Linked DNA regions of Homo sapiens: all the other regions are linked to region 3. A link is a contact called in ENCODE Hi-C or POLR2A ChIA-PET data. All regions are on one chromosome and are shown on one strand. The core of a region is the stretch at or near the end of the contact, and the rest is flanking DNA. Distances in the headings are between cores, read along the strand shown. Region 1 holds the start of MAGED2 (MAGE family member D2). Region 2 has its middle 110 kb from the start of GNL3L. Region 3 holds the start of PHF8 (PHD finger protein 8). Region 4 overlaps IQSEC2 (IQ motif and Sec7 domain ArfGEF 2).

Region 1 (4,363 bases), core at 1-2,500, 760 kb before region 3:
GCCCCGCCCGCTTTCCCAGCACGAGCCCTTTCTTTGATGTCCACCGTGCACATGCGCATTCAGCAGCTGGCTCTTCTCAGTGCTGGCCCTTCTCAACACGCCCCTTTCTAGCGAAACATAGTGCGCATGCGCAATGGTCGTGGTCTCAGTCTGGCACTCTGCCCCAACACACGCCCCTCTCCAGGTCCGCAGTACCATTCGGTCCCGCCCCCTGCCCAACAAGCCTTCCTCCAAAATTGTCGCAGTGTCTGGTGGACCCGGCCCCTCCCCTACTCACGCCCTACAGAGTCCAGTGTCTCTTGGCCCCGCCCTTCTTCCTAACACGCCCCCCTCCAAACAGGCGCATCTTGGTTCCGCCCCTTCCCTATTACACCCCCTCCTCAAATAAATACTGAGCTAGTGATTCCATCTTGGGCCCGGCCAAACCGGGTCCAGTCCCCTCCCTTCCCAGCCGGATGGATCCGGTACGATCCGGTCCTTAAGGCAGGTTTTCTCCAGATCCCAGAGGGTGGGGCCGACCCCTAGCGGGGCTCTCATCCAAAAGCCGACCCGGCTGCTCACCTCGTCCTCCTACAATTCCCGAGTGCGTCCACTCACTCCAAGCCCCTCCGAAACTCGGAGACTGCCCTCCCCTCTCTAGGCCGGAAGTGGTCCCGCCCCTTTCCGCCTCCCTAGGGGGCCTCCGTCCCAGCCTGTCTGCCCCTCCCCCGCTCCCTGCTCCTCATTCCTTATGCCCCCCTCCGTATTCCCTTAGCCTGGCTCCCTACTCCCTATTCCTACCTCACATTTCCTATTTACTCCAGAATTCCTTCTTCCCATTTCTTACATCCTCCTCCGTGTTACGTTTGCACACCCTGCCCCTCAGTATTCCTTAATCCCTCTCTGCATCCCCGATTCTCTTCTCTGGATCTTCACTCCCCCTCAGTGTTCCCCTCCCTCCTTGTATTCCTCGTCCCCCTCCCAACATTCCTGGTTCCCCGTTTTTCTCCCCTCCTCCCTCCGCTAGTCTCTGCTCCCAGTCTGTACAGCCTACTACTTTCTCAGTCGTCCTCATTGCCTACACCCCACTCCAGGTCACCTCTGCTTCAGCTGCAGTGGTGCAGTAAGAATTGCTCATCTGCCTGGCTATGGGTTCGAGGGGTCTGGAACCACTGTCTGACCTCCATAAAACCCCAATATCAACGCCCCTCACCTTGTCCTCCAGCGAGTTCGGGATGCGTCTGCCTTCTCTAAGTCCCTCTCGAAGTCTCAGCCTCCTGGACTAGAGCTGCAGACAGCCCAACCCAGCCCAGCCCCTTTCCGCAGCCCCCTGCCACCCCCCCTCGCCTTCCTCGGGGGTGGGGCAATGGGGCCCCGCTCAGGGCTGTCTGACGCCAAAGCCCATGTTTATGCCACTGTACCAGGCTCAGTCTGAAGCTCTTCCAACTCAAACCGCCCCCTGAAAGCAAGTCATTCATTGAATTTATTTTTATATCTTCATTTTTTCTTATTACAAAGGTAATATGTTGTTCTTTTGTTGTTGTTGTAAAAATTCAAACAATGCAGTAATATATAACACACCAATGAAAGGCCACTCATCTCCCAGAAATAACCACTATTAACATTTTGCTATCCAGATTTTTTTTCTATTCGTATACTAATTATTCAGGTTCTCTCTCCGACAAATGGTACACTATACATACCTTCTGTTCTGCGACCTGTTTTTTTCCAGTTATATATAAAACATCTTTCCGTTAGTGCACATTTTTCTAAACAGCTGCATGATCTTTTCTTGCATAGATGTCCCATAATTTATTGAACCAGTCCAGTACACATGTACATTTAGATTGCTTGGTGCACTTTTTGTTATTTATGGTATTTTTTGCTAGCTCAAATGCTACAAAAAAGTCTTCCATTTTGATGCAAAATTTGTCAACTTACTCCTAAAAAGTAAATGGATAACATTCCCGCCAGCAATGTCTCTCCTGTACATGTCACATATTACAAATATTTTTCATGTTATTTATGATAATTTTTGCCAAACAAAAATGTTTAATTATTATGTAGTCAAATATATCCATTTTTCCTTCATCACAACTGGATTCTGCTGCTTGCTTAAAGATGCTTTTCACACTCCTATAACAAACCCCGTTTTTTTTTTCAAGCACTTTTGTGGCTTTATTATTTACATTTAGATGTTTGATCATTTCAAAATTTATTTTCTATACGGATTCAGCTTGATTACTCTTCAAAATCATAGTCTCTTACCTCTACATCATGTGCAAACTAATCCATCTTTTCCCTCTCTGCTTTGAAATGGCACCTCTATCACATAATAAATTCACATAACCAATTGGATCTGTTCAAGAGAACAAAATAAGATGTAAAATAATAGGAAATAGACAAATCATCATTAATTACTGAATATATAAATGCAGACCTGGAAAACCCAAGAGCATCAACTAAAAAGTTATTAGAAACCATAATAAAATTCAGCACAACTGTTAGTTGCAGAAATAATATTCAGTGCCTTTCCACATATAAATGTAATTCAAATGGACACAAGTCTTCTGCTTTATGTGGTCACCTTTTACTATGTAAATAACATATAATGAATCCCTGTGTTCCATGGATAATTCAAGATAGACAAACACACAAATTTCTTGCATATTCAAGGCAGGCTTCTGTTTTCCTGTCTTTTCTCTTTCTCTGAATTATTGCTTTCTCCAAGTGTGTGATATCAGTTCACCATGTTCTTGCCTCCTAGATTTTCTCCCTTATCCACACTAGACATAGCCCCTCCTTTTCTTCTACTTCTGGCATCTCAAATTCCCCACCCCTTCCAAATCATGGCAAGTTGGCAAGTTTAGAATGCCAAGATGAGGACTTTGGTGTTGATCCTGAGAGCACCCAGGAGTTACTAAAGAATTCTAGGCAAGGATACAGCATAGGTTTGTGTTTTAGAAAGAACACCTAGCTGCTATATGGAGTGTGGATTAGGTGTTGTCTTGGAAACAGGGAGAGTGCTTATGACTTTTGTAGTCATCTAGGTAAGCAATGATTGTGCTTTGGCCTAGAGTGGTGGCAGATAGTGAGAAGTGATTGAATCGAGGAGATAGTAAAGAAGTAAAAAGTAACTGGACTTGAGTAACTGGATTGTGAAGAGAAGGGCAAGGAGGAGGGGAGTGTCAAAGGGAACTCTTGGCGATCTGATTTGAGAGATTGTGTGAATGGTAACCCCTTTCACTGAGATCAGGAATACTGAAGGAAGAGCGGGTTTGAGGAGCAGGTTAGACAAGAACTGAACATTGCTTTTGAGGCACCTGTGGCATGTCCAGGTGGAAATGTACCACAGGCAGTTGAATATACATATCTGAAGCTCAGAGAAGTGGTCTAGGCTGAGGTTATAGATCTAGGAGTCATCAGTACATAAATAGTTCTTGAATTCCTGAGAAAGGGTAACAGCACCCCGGTGAATGCGTAGTGCTAGAAGAGACATGGGCCCACGGAAGAGCCCTGCAGTCCAACAGCATCTTTGGTATAGGTGGAGGAAAAGAAACTCATGAAAGAGGCTGATAAGGAGTGACCAAAGAGGCAGAGAGAAAAACAGGAGAGGGCCGGGCATGGTGGCTCACACCTGTAATCCCAGCACTTTGGGAGGCTGAGGTGGGCAGATCACCTGAGGTCAGGAGTTCAGGACCAGCCTGGTCAACACGGTGAAACCCCATCTCTACTAAAAATACAAAAATTTAGCTGGGTGTGGTGGACCACACCTGTAGTCTCAGCTACTCGGGAAGCTGAGGCAGGAGAATCGCTTGAACCTGGGAGATAGAGGTTACAGTGAGCCGAGATTGTGCCGCTGCACTCCAGCCTGGGTGATAGAGTGAGACACCATCAAAAAAAACAAACAAACAAACACAAAAAAAAAAACCGGAGAAAGGAGTGTCACAAAAGTAAGGGAAGAGATTGTTTCAAAAGGAGGGAGGAGTCAAGGTCAATAGTGATGAATGGTGCCAAGAATCAAGAAAAGTAAGACCTGAAAAAATGTCTGGGGATTTTGACGATCAAGTGGTGGTCTCTGGTGACCTTGGAAGGAATAGTTTCAGTGCACATGTTTGTGGCATAGCTTGCTAATTGCTTACCCTAGTATTCATCCTCCTCTTCTTCCTTAGTAATAAGTCACCTGATTTTTAGCTAGATACATAGCCTCCCAGAATAAAGGCCATGAGGACTAGGGTCACACTCTAAGGATACTGGATTAGTAAACTAAAAAGAACCTGGATCCGTAACAATTTCATGAAGCCAACGTGAACTGCCTACCTCTGGATTTCTTTTAGGTGAGGCAAATAGATGTATGTCTTATTTAAGCTATTGTTATTTCAGA
Region 2 (4,349 bases), core at 919-3,418, 600 kb before region 3:
ATTAATGTAATTCATCTGCACTACATGTCTGCTTCTCTCTGTACATCTGCCCCAGCTTCCTCATTCAGCCAACCACCTTGAACTGCTCCCCCAGGATTTTAACAGGCACTTGACCTGATTCATAATGCTGCACCCACCTACCCAGCATCCTGGTCTACTGGACCTGTCAGCTCAGCTCCCCACAACTAACTGGCAACTCTCCTCTGGATCTCTTATTTCACATTCCCAAGAGAGCAATCTGATTGGCCCACCTCATCTTCTAAAGCTGGGCCATACAACTCACAGGTTGTGGGCTGGCCTTGGATCAGGTGCTGTATCCTAAAGGAAGGGTGGATGTAATACATAGTTAGTCCTTGCTTGATCATTTGGTAGGAGCTGTAAGTAGAGCCAGTGCTCCCAGAAGGGGATGTAAAGATGGCCAGTGGCCATCAAAGATAGTGGTGGCATCTCTGATGCATGTGTGCAGCAGAGTGACTGGAACATGGCAGGTGTTCAACAAATAGTCATAATTATTCACGGTAACATTATGCCACCTCTTACAGGAAGCCTTCCCAGAACTCTTAAGGTTCCCAAACTTTTTCACCCAGATCAGGACCCCTACTGCAGGAATCATCCAATTAAGAAATCAATGAAATTTCATTATACAGGACAGACTTTTATGGCCTTCTAGGTATAAAGCACTGTACTGGGCACTGGGAGGAAGGATACACAAATGAATGAGGCCCTTATCCTGGCCTCAAGGAGCTCTGAGGATAGTAAAAGGTAAAAGGCAAACTGAGCCATGAGAAATCCACAGATAGGGAGCTCTGGGAGTTCAGAGAAGGGCAAAAACTGTTGTTTATCCGTATGTATGCCTGTCTCCTGGATACCTCCCTTTAGATGTCCCAAAGGCACCTCGAACTAAATGTATTTAAAACTGATCTCATCTGCTCCCTCCCAAACCTGTTCCTCTTCTCAGATTCCCTGTCTCAGTGAGGCAAGTTCATCCAACCCAGTTGCTCAAGCTTGAAACCTGAGCTGCACCCGCTCACAATGTCAGCTGTTGCAGTTGCTAAAGTTGTCCCCGAACCTTTGGTGTGTGTTTGCCTTGCCCCAAAGGTCAGAACTAATAATAAACTTCTGCATTGCTGCAGGATACGGAAATTAAAACCAGCCTGGAGACAGACAAGACCCGGAGTCCACCAGGTTTGATTTCGGACTTGGCTTCTGATGTCAACGGGTATGATCCCTTTCAGGAAAGCGGGTCGACAAGAGCCTAAAACATGTTTATGACATTTTCCTGGTAATTCTGCTCCTAAATCGATATCCACCCACCCCTACTCCTACAGGAAAAGCTCTAAGCACAAAATTATTCCTTGCAGAGATATATTTTGGTGGTCAAACACTAGAAAGTAGTTTTAATATCCAACAAGAGAAGGGTTAAGTGAATTGTGGCACAGCTGTCTAATGGAACATTCTACAACCATTGCTGAGAGATGACGGCTGTGGAGATTCTATAGCAACAGAGAAAAATTATTATGCCATAACTAAGGATGCAGGGTTGTGTGTACACTCTGACTGCAACAACCTAAAAACTGCATGGCCTCAAGCTCTGCTGATGGACATTTAAAATTTCTCCTCTATTATTACTTTTTAAAAAGGCCTTAACTTTATGTCATGTATGGGTATCTCTGGGTTTGGGGTTTTTGGCTTGTTGTTTTCGTTTTTTCAGTCTTTTCCTTCCGTCAATCAACCGCCTTAAAAATGTGTCTTCTTTGTACCAGGCCCTCCCCGAGGTGCTGGTGATTCAAAGGTCAATCACCCACAACTCTTTCTCTGGGATGTCAGGGCAGAAGAGGAAACAGATACAAAAATAAACAGTTTCAAAAATATATGGGCCAGTCTTTATGGGCCCACTTGTGGACGTACGCAGGCACGGTCACCCCCTGGCGGCCACTCGACTACCAGCTCTTGGGTGGCTCTAACCTCTGGACAGCGGCTTCCACTCTCGGTGGCCAGCCCCAGCCTCGTTCTCCGAGAGAGTCCAAGACTCCTCCCTCTCCCTCCTTCTGGGGCCCTCCATCCCCTAGTAGGCGTCTCAGCCTGGGCCTGGCCCAGACAAATCCGACCCTGTTACTCTCACCGGAGCTCCTCCCTCCCCGAAAGCCTCACTCCGGCTGTGAGCTGCAAGATTACGTCATTGTCAATGGTTCGCATGCGCCCTCACCACTGGACAATTGGCGCACCCCTGCCGCAGGCGGGCGTAGCTTCGGGCTCCGGGGTTCTCCCTTTTCCTTTCCTGATGTTTTTTTTAAAGTGGCGACACACTACTTGTAAGAGACGCTGGTAAACTCGTGGCTTTAGGAGGAAATGGGAGCCAAGAAAAGCTGCAAAGCTCAAGGCTCACGACCGCTTGCTCGCCATTGTCCCACTCACTTCCGAAAGAGATAACGCCCCTTTCCGACTCTTTTGGCCTCCCCGCTCCAAGAGTGAGAATCGAAGCCCCGCCCCGTGAGCGTCTAGTCCCAAGATAACCCAGCTGCGCTTGCGAGTGCAAGTACACTGGGGCGGGGCTGACAGGAGGCTGATGCAATCGAGTCGGGCGGGCGGGGCACGTCGGATGAAAGTGGGTACCGGAAGAAAAGGGGTTATTTCAGCAGGCTTAGTAACCCTATTCAAAGTAAGACCTTAATATATAAGTAAAAGTTCGTGCCTGATTTGGAGAGCTCTTTGACTATTAAATTTTTTTTAATGTAACGCCTGTAATCCCAGCACTTTGGGAGGCCAAGGTGGGTGGATCACTTGAGTCCATGAGTTTGAGACCAGCATGGGCAACACAGTGAGACCCTCCCTCTCTATTTTATTTTAAAAAACATTATTTTAAAGGTATATATCCTATTGGCTCAGCAATCCCATTTCCATATATATACATCCAAGACTCCTAGAGAAGTGTATGCGGATCACCTACAGGGCTTTGTTAAAACACAGATTGTTGTGGCCCATCTACTATCAGAGATTAGGAACTTGTGTTTCTAACAACTTCCAGGGTAATGCTGGGGCAAACTGGTTCAAGACCACACTTTAAGAACCTTAGATCTAGAGGACAAAAAACTGCAAGGAGCCTTATGAACAAGTGTAAGCCGTGCTGATTTGTTGGCAATAACGAAAAATTGAAAGTATCAGTGGGGGCAGGAGATGGTTGATAAACTTATCAGTTTAAAATGGGCTATATATAGGCCGGGCATGGTGGCTGACGGCTGTAATGCCAATACTTTGAGAGGCCGAGGTGGGTGGATCACCTGAGGTCAGAAGTTCGAGACCAGCATGGTGAAACCCCGTCTCTACTAAAAATACAAAAATTAGCCAGGCGCCTGTAATCCCAGCTACTCAGAAGGCTGAAGCAGGAGAAACGCTTGAACCCGGGAGGCGGAGGTTGCAGTGGGCCGGAGATTGCGCCACTGCACTCCAGCCTGGGCAACAGAGCCAGACTATCTCAATTAATTAATTAATTAATTTAATGAGCTATATATAAACTGACATGGAAAGATATCGAAGGTGATGATGATAGTAGTGAGGGTGGTGATGATGATACTTAATGTTTATTGAGCACTTACACTGTATCAGGCACTGTGTGAAGGATTTTACATTTCTTACCTCATTTTCTACAGCAATTCTCAGGAATGTGGACTGTGTCTAATTCGCTGTATATTTTTAGTCCAGAACAGGGTCTGGCACCCAGGATCTTGTCAGTAAATGTTTGTGGCCTCATGTGATCAGATCCAGTCCCACAAGTTCACAGTCCCAAGAGTTTAGGACTTCACAGCCCAAACAATATTTCAAAAAATTGCAAAGGATGGATAAAATATTGCGGAAGAAGGACACTAAAAACAAACTACTGCCTTCTATCACCATCATTTTAAGAAAAGACAATTACACATAATCCCCCATTAAAGGAACGAACTTTTTAATTTATCTTTAATATGAAAATTTTTAACATATGCAAAAGTAGAAAGAAGAGTAAATGAACCCCCAAGTACCTCTCACCCAGCTTCTCAATTATCACCTCCTGGCCAAGCATCTTACATCTCAAACCCCAACACACATCGTATCCCAGATTACTTTGAAGCAAATGCTAGACGCCATTTTCTCCATAAATATTTGAGTTCATGTGTTTAAAATATAAGAACTCTTTTATAATAATAACCATAATACCACAGAATATCTAAAAATTTAAGAATAATTTCCTAATATTATAAAATATCCAAGTATTTACATTTCCCTGATTTATACATATCTTTTGCAGTTTTGCACAAATTAGCAAGTAAATAAGATAAAGCAGAGGCCTTTAAATCAAATATACACTACAGTGT
Region 3 (4,381 bases), core at 1,848-4,347:
AATTTTATTTGATCATTGACTGTTTCCGCCAGTAGACTGTCAGCTGCATGCAGGCCAGGGCCTTATCTGGGGTACCTCAACATCCTCAGCACCTAGCACAGTGCATGATGCATAGTAGATTAATAAAGAACTGTTGGGTGAGGGAATTAATGTTCCACACACACCTGAACTCAACATAGTCCAAATTAAATTTAGTCTCCTCCCCACCAAATCTGTTTTCTCTTCTGCGTAGCCCAGTTCATTCAGTGGCACCGTCATCTATGCTGACACTCAACCCAGAAGTGAACTCACACCCCTTTCACTCACTCATCTGCTATTATCAGTTTCCAAACACTGCCTAGTCAACCTCCAAAATATCCAAATTATCTCATCTTTTTCTACCCTTTCCCAAACTATCCTGGACCAATTTTTTCCCCCCAACACTAGTGAAACAGCCTCATTCCTCCTGACTCCTTGTGAAGCTAAGACATCTTAAACTGCAGGACCTGTCACTTTCCATAGGGTCACATGGTGATGTGTTTTATAAAGTTCACAAAATACATTTAAACAACAATTGGTTCAAAGTGCTGTCCCTTTCCACTGAGGGCCTGGCCATACTTTCCCTTGCATTAGGTGGTGTTGGAGCTGCCTGACATTTTTGAGATCCACCTAAGGGGAAGTTGATTTGGGGGATATATTTAGGTTGGGTTTCATGGGATATTTGTTATTTAAAAATTCATTTTATTTTTATTTTGTAGAGACAGGGTTTCACTATGTTGCCCAGCCTGGTCTTGAACTCCTGGGCTCAAGTGATCCTCCCATCCTGACCTCCCAAAGTGCTGGGATTACAGACATGCAATCTGCACCCGGCCCCATGGTACATTTACATGTGCCTTGTATCACTTCTCTTCGTAATTATTACCCAGGTGAAGGAATTGCTTGTAGAAATACTCTTACTGCCTACCTTTGAACCTAATTTTGTATTCATAAGTCATTTTTTTTTTTTTTGAGATGGAGTCTCGCTCTGTCACCCAGGCTGGACTGCAATGACACAGTCTCGGATCACTGCAACCTCCGCCTCCCGTGTTCAAGCGATTCTCCTGCCTCAGCCTCCTGTGTACGTGGGACTGCAGGCATGTGCCACCACACACGGCTAATATTTTTATTTTTAGTAGATATGGCGTTTCACCATGTTGGCCAGGCTGGTCTCGAACTCCTGAACTTGTGATCCGCCCGCCTCGGCCTCCCAAAGTGCTAGGATTACAGACATGAGCCACCGCGCCCGGCTATTTTTTTCTTAAAGACGTCTCACCCTTCCTCCCCCAAACCATATAAGCTTCAGGTCCCATTAAACCTGGACCTTTCAGTGCAGTGGCTCAGGCCTGTAATCCCAGCGCTTTTAGAGGATCTGAAACCAGGAGTTTGAGACCAGCCTGAGCAATATAGCGAGGCCTGGGCTCTATAAAAAATAAAAAATAACCGAGTGTGGTGGTGTGCGCCTATAGTCTCAGTTACTCATGAGGCTCTGGCGGAAGGACCGCTTGAGTCCAGGAGTTCTAGGGTGCAGTGAGCTATGACCGCCCAGCCTGAGTTGACAGAGTGAGACCTTGTCTCTAAAACAACAAACATAAAAAAAAAAAAAAACCCTAAACCATCCTCTGGGTAAGTCACAAATATGAGACTAAGCTACCCCTGCTCAAAAACCTGTGTTTTCTTTTTGCTAACTGCATACAATCTAAACTCTTTTGCATTTCGCAATCTTTCATGTTGTGACCCTTTACTGTTTGACCTCCTACCTATCTCTCTTCTGTTTTCCTTGTTCCAACAATATTCAACTTCTAGTAAATATTTTTCTATGTGCCTCCATGCATTTGTACACGTTGATCCTTTTGAGTACAATGTTCTCGCTTGTTTATTTAAGTGAACTTAATCGTCCATGTCCCCCTGCCGTCTTTCTTACAGCAGCTGCAAGCAGCTTGTAAGGCTCTTTTGTAGCTTCATGTTGCATTTTGCAAAGGTCATTTTGCAGGTGGTATTTGTGTGCTTACTGTGCCTTCTATTCCAATTGTTTACTCGCAACTTTGTTTCCTGCACTGGCAGATGCCCTCCCACTCCAGAGGCCCTGTTTTCACCATTGCATCCCCAGGGCCTACCCCACCATCACTGGTTAGTAAATTGTGTGCACGCACACATTTCCTTTTTAAAGCAATGGGACCCTTTAAGAAAATGAAATAGTAAGATAACTCCTAGAGAATTTTCTAGAATGTTTGAGAAAACCTAGGCCATCTTGAAGCATATGTACGAAGCTCCACTAACTCAGCAAAGCTCCACTAACTCAGCCTTTCCTCTCATCCCCCCTCCTCTCCCCTCCCCTCAGGCTATAGTCAGAAAATTGTGGGACAGGTGCAAACAAATCCTTGAACTGTATTTGAACTGAAGTGAAACAGTAGGGTCAAAGAAGAGTTCAGAGGGAGTTGTGGAGTTGGCAGCAGCTTTACAGAGGAACTACACTGAGGGCCTGGGGACAGAACGCGGGTAGCACAGGGCACAAGGTTCAACGTCCCTGCTCCGGGACTCAAGTCACTTGGCTTCTCGAAGCCCCTGCCTTCATTTGGTGATAATCACAGAGCTTCCTTCACAGGGGGAAGAACCAACAACGCAGAGACCGTGGGAAAGAGCCCAGCCTATCGAAGGTGCTCAATGAACAGGAGCCGCGGTGAGTACTCCGCCTCTACCCCGGCTGAAGCCCGCCCCCGCCGCCACCTATTAATTTTGTAGTTTGGAGTCACCGAGTTCACCTCCTCTCATAGGAGGAGAAGGCTGGGGAGGAGGAGTGTGCGAGTCGGGGTAGCTGAACTCCCTGTTTGCCCGGAGGAGGGGGAAGGCTAGGAAGTTTCGGGCCCCACTCAAAATGGAGCCAAACGTCTGCCTCGCCTAAGATGGCGGCTTCTCCGCCTCTGGGCTCAAGGTCTTCAGCGGCGATTGGGCACCTTAAAGAGACGAGCGGGTCCAAAGGTGGCTGAGAACCGCCCTCCTTTCTCAAGGTGGCGCCCCGCCCCCCCGATGACGTCACCCGGGAGCCGGCGGCTCGCGGTTCCCCGCCTCCGCCGCGCTCACCTCGCGAGTCCAGCCCTCATAAGATGGCGGTCGCCTTGGTTGTCTGGGTAGCGCCGCCACTCTCAACATGGTAGCTGTTTATCCCGTATTTCTCCTCCCCTCTCCGCCTCAACTTCCTCATTGTTTTGAATAAACTTTATTGACTACTCCGAATTGCCTACCACCGCCACTGGGCTTCTCCCAGCGACTTTTCGGGCCGTGTGCCTCGGACGTGGCGGCCGGTTCATCTCTTTCCCCGTTGGTTTGCTCGCGAGTATCTCCTGCCGGCCCAGCGACGACGCCACTTGCCCGTTCGCCGGGCGGCCGCCAGACTAGGCCCAAGCCGCGGTCTCCAGTAGGCCCGAACGGCCGGGCCGAGGGGAATGTTGTGGAGGAGGCTGCTCTGAAGCACCGTTGAGCGGCTGGCGCCGCGCGACCCAGCGGGGGGCTCGAGGGGAAGGCGAGCGAGGTTCCCGGCGGTACGGGGACTATCCCAGAATTCGACGCGCGTCGCCGTAGGGGCCGGAACTACCGGACGAGCCTCCGCTGAGGCGCTTCGCAGTCCCGGAGCTAGCCCGGCTGCCGGCGTGTCGCTGGGGCTGAGCTCCGCGGGCGTGGAGTCCTTGCAGCCCAAAGCATGAGGAGGTCCCTGTAGGATTCTGGACTGAAGACGTTCTTGTCAGGTTTGGGGCGTGAGGAGGTTCCTGTCAGTTGGGGAAGCGTTAAGATTCCTGTAAGTTTTGGGGGCTGCGAGGCTATTACTGTCAGTTTTAGGATATACTGTGAGGTACCTGAACATTTGGGGAGACTAGGGAGCTCTCATCAGTTTGAGGGGGGGCTGCAAGGAAACGCTGCCAGTTTCCGAGCGATGCAAAAGAATCCTTGCTTAGTTTCGGGAGTGTGAGGAAATTCTAGTCAGTTTGAGGGGTTTTGAATAGATCCTTTTGAGTTTCAGGGATGCAGCCAGAACCCTGTCATCTTTAAAGTACAGAACGAGCTGGTCAGTTTAGAGATTTATATTTATTTCAGTTTTGGGGGTGATGAGACTCCTGACTGGTCGGGGAAGGAATGATATTGAGAGTGATGGAAAGGATTATTTAAACTCTCCGAACACGACCCCAGAACTGTGATTTGAGTTGGGCGCCTAGTCTTGTCTGTCTTGTTCGTGAAGGCTTTGAGTAACCTGAAGAGACTTTCAGGGATCCCTTATCTCTCTCTGGTTGGCCCTATTTCAGGTGGTGAGAGGAGGGTCTTGTCTTGAGATACCCCCAGCCTCATTTTTGACGCTGTGGTTTGCGTCATAATA
Region 4 (4,860 bases), core at 973-3,472, 760 kb after region 3:
TATTCAGACACGCTTCCTGACATCCATCCTGGGCCCAGAGTCAAGGAGGCTGTAGGGGCCTAGAGGAGTCAGCATCTGGGAAGCGAGGGTCAAACTCAGGCTATGGGAAGGGGCTAAAGCATGGCGTGTATGGGGCAATATCTTGACAACATGGTGGGAAGGCAACTTGAACTTGCAACCAGGGCTGGGTAGGGACCTACTTGTAAATTTTTGAATTCGCTCCAGTTAGGGTGAAGGAGAGCTTGCTGGAGCAGGCAGCGTCTGAGCAGGGCTGTCGGGGACTGCCGTGCAGATTTGCATAAGGAGGGTGTCCCCGGAGGTGGGATCAGCTTGTGGAGGGAAGCGAGGGGGGTGGGTTTAGAGACAGGGAGCCATCCGTGGGGCTAAAATAGAAGATCTAGGCAGGAAAAGAGCAGTAAGGTCAGAACGCGGGTCAGGACTGGGTCACAGCGACCTTCTGTCATCAGTGGGGAGCTGGGGAAGTTGGAGGAGAGAGGCGAGGCTCTGTGGCCTAGGAAGGGCAGAAACACTGGATCCATGCACAGGCCTCCATTTGGGGGGTGGGTTGCTCTCTAGTTGTGTGACTGGACAATCTGTTTGTCTCTTGGAGCCCCAGTTTCCTCATCTAATAAACTTCATGTGTGTGTGGAGGGGGAAGGGCTAGGGAGGTGGAAGAAACACCGAGGAGAGGCGCTAGGCCTGGGCTTTTATGGGAACTGAATAGCAAGGAGAGAGCAGAGTCGGTAGATTGCAAGCCACCCTTGGCATGACCCAGGCCTGAGGGCTTCTAAAGTATGGGGTGCCAGAGGAAGTGTGGCGTCTAATTAGAGCTGAACAGTTGGTGATGGGGGTGGGGGGTAGGCATGGGCAGAGAAAGGTGCCTGGACTTCTTGTGGGTCCCTGAGAAGTGTCACAGATCTGACCTAAAGATACCTTAAGCCAAGGTCCAGAGAGGGATTGGCCATCGCTCGAGGTCACAAAGCTAGCTAGCAGCAGAGCCTGCTTCCTAGCTGTGCACTCTTTGCAGAATCACTTAACTTCTCTGGTTCTTAGTTTCTCATGGGTAAAATGGAAACAATAGTCTTGACTTCTCTGGGTTGATGAGAGAACTTAAAGTAAAGCAATGCTTGGTGTGAAATAGTGGTGCAACAAACTGTAGTGTCCTCTGCTTTCCCCTAACCCAATCCATTGTCATATGCTATATAGTCAGGCTGGAAGAATGTGAACAAGTGTAGAACTTGAAAACAGAGAGGGCAGGACGGGCCTGATGAGGCCCTCACCAGAAGATGAGGGGGCCCAGGCCTAGAGGCACTGCTGCAGTGAGGGTCAGCCTGAACTTGTTGGCCCTGGGGACCAGGCTGGGGTTGCTAGGCACGCAAGGATGAAAGCAGGAGGAGGTGGCCTGTTGCTAGGGAAGGAGGGAGGGGGTGGGGGAGCCGCTGACACCCGCGGAGACAGGGACGTCCCTATGGCAACGGGAGCCACTGCAGTTGGAGGAGAAGTGGGAGGAGGAGCCTCCCACTGTGGGCCTCAGTGCTCCAATCTGTCCTACAGGAGTTTGGATTAGATAATCTCTTGTTTTCACCTCTTGGCAATCTGGGATGGCCAAGACCTCATGAACCGTCTGTGGCTCCCCCATCCACATGTCCAAGACACTACCCATCCCCAGAGCCATCCAGCTGCATCACCTCCCATGATGCCTCCCATTTGGCTCAGCCCGGTTGCCCACCCTGCCCTGTTCCTACCACTTCCTTTGCCTGGAACCTTGCCACTTACTGCTTCACAGTCTGGGGTTGCTGCAGACACAGATGAGCCAGCTCGGGCCAGCCCAAATGGGAGCGTGATGATGGTGTAGACAGCCAGTTTGTGAGGACAGAAGTCTAGAGGAGTCAGAGCTGGATTTTGACAGTGGGAGAGAGGAGGAGGTAACTTTCCAGGAAGCTAAAGAAGGGCAAGAAGGGGTAAGAGGTTTCTCTTCTCCTCCCCTTCCTCTCTGTGTTCTGCCGCCGCCTGGCCCAGCCCCAGGAAGTGGGTGACCCCTAAGCTGGCTGAGTGCCTGGTTGGCACCGAAATAAACTTGCCTTCTCTCTCTTCCCCTCCCCTTGCCTCTGTCCCCTCTGTCCTGGCTTTAATTAGCAGCCCTGGGGATGAGTCACTTGGCAGCTGGGGAGGGAGGCTGCACAGAGCTCAGTGAAGCTTCGACTCCTGCCCTGAGCCTTACGGGCAGCACCTCTGTGTTTATGCATGTGGGTGTGCACTGCTGCATGGCAGCGTGGCTGTGAAGAGCAAAGTGCAACACTGCATGCTGGCGCGTGGCCCTGCATGTCAGGGGGTCTGCAGAGAACCATATCTGGTTGCTGCTGCGTTTGTTGCTGTGTGCCACTGAATGTCAGTGTGTGTGAGCGTGTGGCTGGAGCGTGTGGCTGTGGTTGCAAGTGTCAGGGAACCAGGGAGCTTCTGGGTGAACAAACACAAACGCTGGACAATTGCATTCACCCCTCTCTACCTAAGTGTTCTTTATGCGATTTTGCTTACACAAACCCTGCACTTACATTCCCAATTTTCACTTGTCTTAGTCTGGGTACACTTTGTTGTGAGGAACGGAAGCCCACTCAAGCTAGCTCAAGAATAAAGGGCTAATGAGGGGACTATTGTGAGGCTACATTTCACAGAATCTAAGAACAGTTAATGAAAAACAGCCAGGCCTCACACCAACTGGAAGTGGGACCAGGAAGTCGAGGACCAAGGTTGCTGTCTCGCTGTCTGCATCTCCTGGGCCCATGTCTCATCTTTCTCCATCTCTCATGGCTTGCCTGGTCCCTGTCATCTCTTTTTCTTTCTTTCTTTCTTTTTCTTTTTCTTTTTTTTTTTTTTTTTTGAGCCGGATACTTGCTCTGTCGCCCAGGCTGGAGTGCAATGCCATGATCTTGGCTCACTGCAACCTCCACCTCCTGGGTTCAAGCGATTCTCCTGCCTCAGCCTCCCAAGTAGCTGGGACTACAGGCGTGTGCCACCACACCCAGCTAATTTTTGTATTTTTAGTAGAGATGGGGTTTCACCATTTTGGCCAGGATGGTCTCGATCTCTTGACCTCGTGATCCCCCCTCCTCGGCCTCCCAAAGTGCTGGGATTATAGGTGTGAGCCACCGCGCCCAGCCTATCATCTCTTTTTCATGGACTTCTCTCTCTGGACCAGCTTCCTCTGCTTGCCCATGGCCTGACATGGCCACCAACCTGGAAGCTATGTGACCTTTTCCAGCTTCAGGATCTGCCCCTCCTGCCATTGGACTGCAGTGATCCTCCAGCCTGTGGTAACACAAGGCAGCAAGGGGCCGTGTGAGATAATTGATTCCCTCAGAATTGGATGAGAGGAGAGAGAGAAAACACTTGGTACTTCTTGTTTCTTCTGCAGTAAGCACAGTTTTTATGTGTACCCAAGTGAGGTCAGAGCTGGTCGGCTCAGAGGCAAACACTTGTAAGATTGTTTTTGGTTCCTATTTTATAGCAAGATGACCTTTGCTCACTGTGCTTTCAAGTTCCATATCCTTGCATCAAAACATGCTGTTTTGTCTAAAAGTGCCCTCTTATTTTATGCCGAAAAAGCTTTTAAATGTACAGTGAATATTACCATTGCTACCAGCTTGTGGTAATTTTTCATAACCTCAGAACAACTGGTATAAAGCTACTGATGGTACAGCTGCTACCCAGCTCTTGGTGGCCTCAGGAATTTTGATATTTTATGAGTTCAGTGACTGAATTTATAGTTACCTCCAGTATATAATTACAAGTACACATTATCAATGTTATCAGCTTGATGCTGGAGCTTACTTTTCCACTAATACAAACCCTGCAGGTTTTACATTAATTACAGAGGGAACTAATGACCCCTTAGACAAGTTTTCACCTATGAATAAAGAGTTAGGAATCAGCTGTGCCAGTAATGACTGTTCTCCAGACACAGGAGCGATGTCCACAGCTCTGGCCTTGGCCCTGACCTCGCATCCTCTGGCCGAGACTAGGGGCTTCCCATCACCTCCTCAGAGGCCTCCTGACTCTGGCCTGGCACACAGCAGGTGCTGTTATTTTTAATAAAATTGATAGTTTTATGATTGCTATTAAAGCCATCTTCCATATCTAAATGGTAAACCTAAGTGAGAGAGATTATCCCAGGTTCTGGGCAGTCTCCTTCAACTCCTCCCCCTGCCCTTTTCTCACTGTTCCAAATAGTAATAATTGCTTTGAGTCAGAAAATGTCTGCTAAATATCAGGTACTATTACAGAGCACTGGAGACACATTATCTTTAATCTTTGTGGCCACCCTGCCAAGTAGGGGTGACTTACAGGTGGGGAAACTGAAACCTAGAGAGGTAAAATGACTTGCCCCAAATTGTCCATCCACACATCCATTCATTTATTCCTTCATTCAAGGATTTATTGAGTGCCTACAATGTGCCAGATGCTGCTAAATGTGGCTGATAGGGTGGTGAGTAACAGCCCTGCTGTGATGAAGCCCACTGTCTGGTCAGGAAATAGACAAGGAGACAGACAATTACAGACAATTATAGGGGAAGTGCAGGGTGCTGTGGGAGCACCACGGAAATATACCCAACCCAGCCTGAGGGCCAGGGAGGCTTCTCCAAGCTGACATCTAAGTGGAAGCTTGGAGCATGAGTAGAAGTTAGCCAGGGGAGGGGTTGGGTGGGGCAAAGTGAAGTGAAGAGTGTTGCAGGCCAGAACTGCGAGAAGAGTGTTTGGCACCCACGTTTGTGAAGAACTAAAGGAGTATCTGCAGTGAGATGGCACTGTCATGAGAAACGGTCTCATCTGGAAAGGGAGCAGAAGGTTTATCGGGAGGCTGGA

What was found. Hi-C counts contacts between places; a loop is a spot of excess contacts on that map. ChIA-PET counts read pairs that join two places held with the same protein, here RNA polymerase II (POLR2A). Pooled maps may share reads with other maps.
Region 1: a loop to region 3 is called in a map of sigmoid colon, with 20 times the contacts of the local background. The contact joins the promoter of MAGED2 here to the promoter of PHF8 in region 3. A Hi-C loop is called at or near these places in 16 of 168 maps with a recorded cell type or tissue (CD14-positive monocyte, CD4-positive, alpha-beta T cell, CD4-positive, alpha-beta memory T cell and 11 more), 26 of 37 single-sample maps with no recorded cell type and 30 of 50 pooled maps. POLR2A ChIA-PET finds 5 or more read pairs at or near these places in 4 of 52 experiments (CD4-positive, alpha-beta T cell, CD4-positive, alpha-beta memory T cell, CD8-positive, alpha-beta memory T cell and 1 more).
Region 2: a map of CD8-positive, alpha-beta T cell shows a loop between it and region 3 (30-fold over the local background). The contact joins the enhancer-like site here to the promoter of PHF8 in region 3. A Hi-C loop is called at or near these places in 17 of 168 maps with a recorded cell type or tissue (CD4-positive, alpha-beta T cell, CD4-positive, alpha-beta memory T cell, CD8-positive, alpha-beta T cell and 13 more), 22 of 37 single-sample maps with no recorded cell type and 34 of 50 pooled maps. POLR2A ChIA-PET finds 5 or more read pairs at or near these places in 20 of 52 experiments (B cell, CD4-positive, alpha-beta T cell, CD4-positive, alpha-beta memory T cell and 16 more).
Region 4: a pooled map shows a loop between it and region 3 (23-fold over the local background). The contact joins the enhancer-like site here to the promoter of PHF8 in region 3. A Hi-C loop is called at or near these places in 1 of 37 single-sample maps with no recorded cell type and 6 of 50 pooled maps. POLR2A ChIA-PET finds 5 or more read pairs at or near these places in 1 of 52 experiments (activated T-cell).

What each region holds. Positions count from the first base shown.
Region 1 is chrX:54,804,632-54,808,994 of GRCh38, reverse strand. MAGED2 (MAGE family member D2) reads right to left here and starts at 1,250. Exons shown (of 13, transcript NM_177433.3): 1 at 1,193-1,250.
Region 2 is chrX:54,637,615-54,641,963 of GRCh38, reverse strand. It overlaps a transcript of GNL3L not described here. Among named protein-coding and RNA genes, the nearest start is that of GNL3L, 110 kb to the right of the region's middle. RefSeq lists enhancers at 2,020-2,269, 2,560-2,689, 2,256-2,781. Within about 2 kb of position 2,168, at least 40 of the 41 ENCODE cell types and tissues checked have a DNase peak (open chromatin) inside an H3K27ac peak, as active enhancers do; they include B cell, CD4-positive, alpha-beta T cell, CD8-positive, alpha-beta T cell and 8 more, where a contact is called at or near this core.
Region 3 is chrX:54,043,189-54,047,569 of GRCh38, reverse strand. PHF8 (PHD finger protein 8) reads left to right here and starts at 3,097. Exons shown (of 22, transcript NM_015107.3): 1 at 3,097-3,808. RefSeq lists enhancers at 2,506-2,965, 3,176-3,425 and a silencer at 2,986-3,155.
Region 4 is chrX:53,284,958-53,289,817 of GRCh38, reverse strand. All of the region lies in intron 2 of IQSEC2 (IQ motif and Sec7 domain ArfGEF 2), which reads left to right. Among named protein-coding and RNA genes, the nearest start is that of IQSEC2, 34 kb to the left of the region's middle. RefSeq lists a silencer at 1,317-1,611 and an enhancer at 816-1,707. Within about 2 kb of position 2,222, at least 25 of the 41 ENCODE cell types and tissues checked have a DNase peak (open chromatin) inside an H3K27ac peak, as active enhancers do.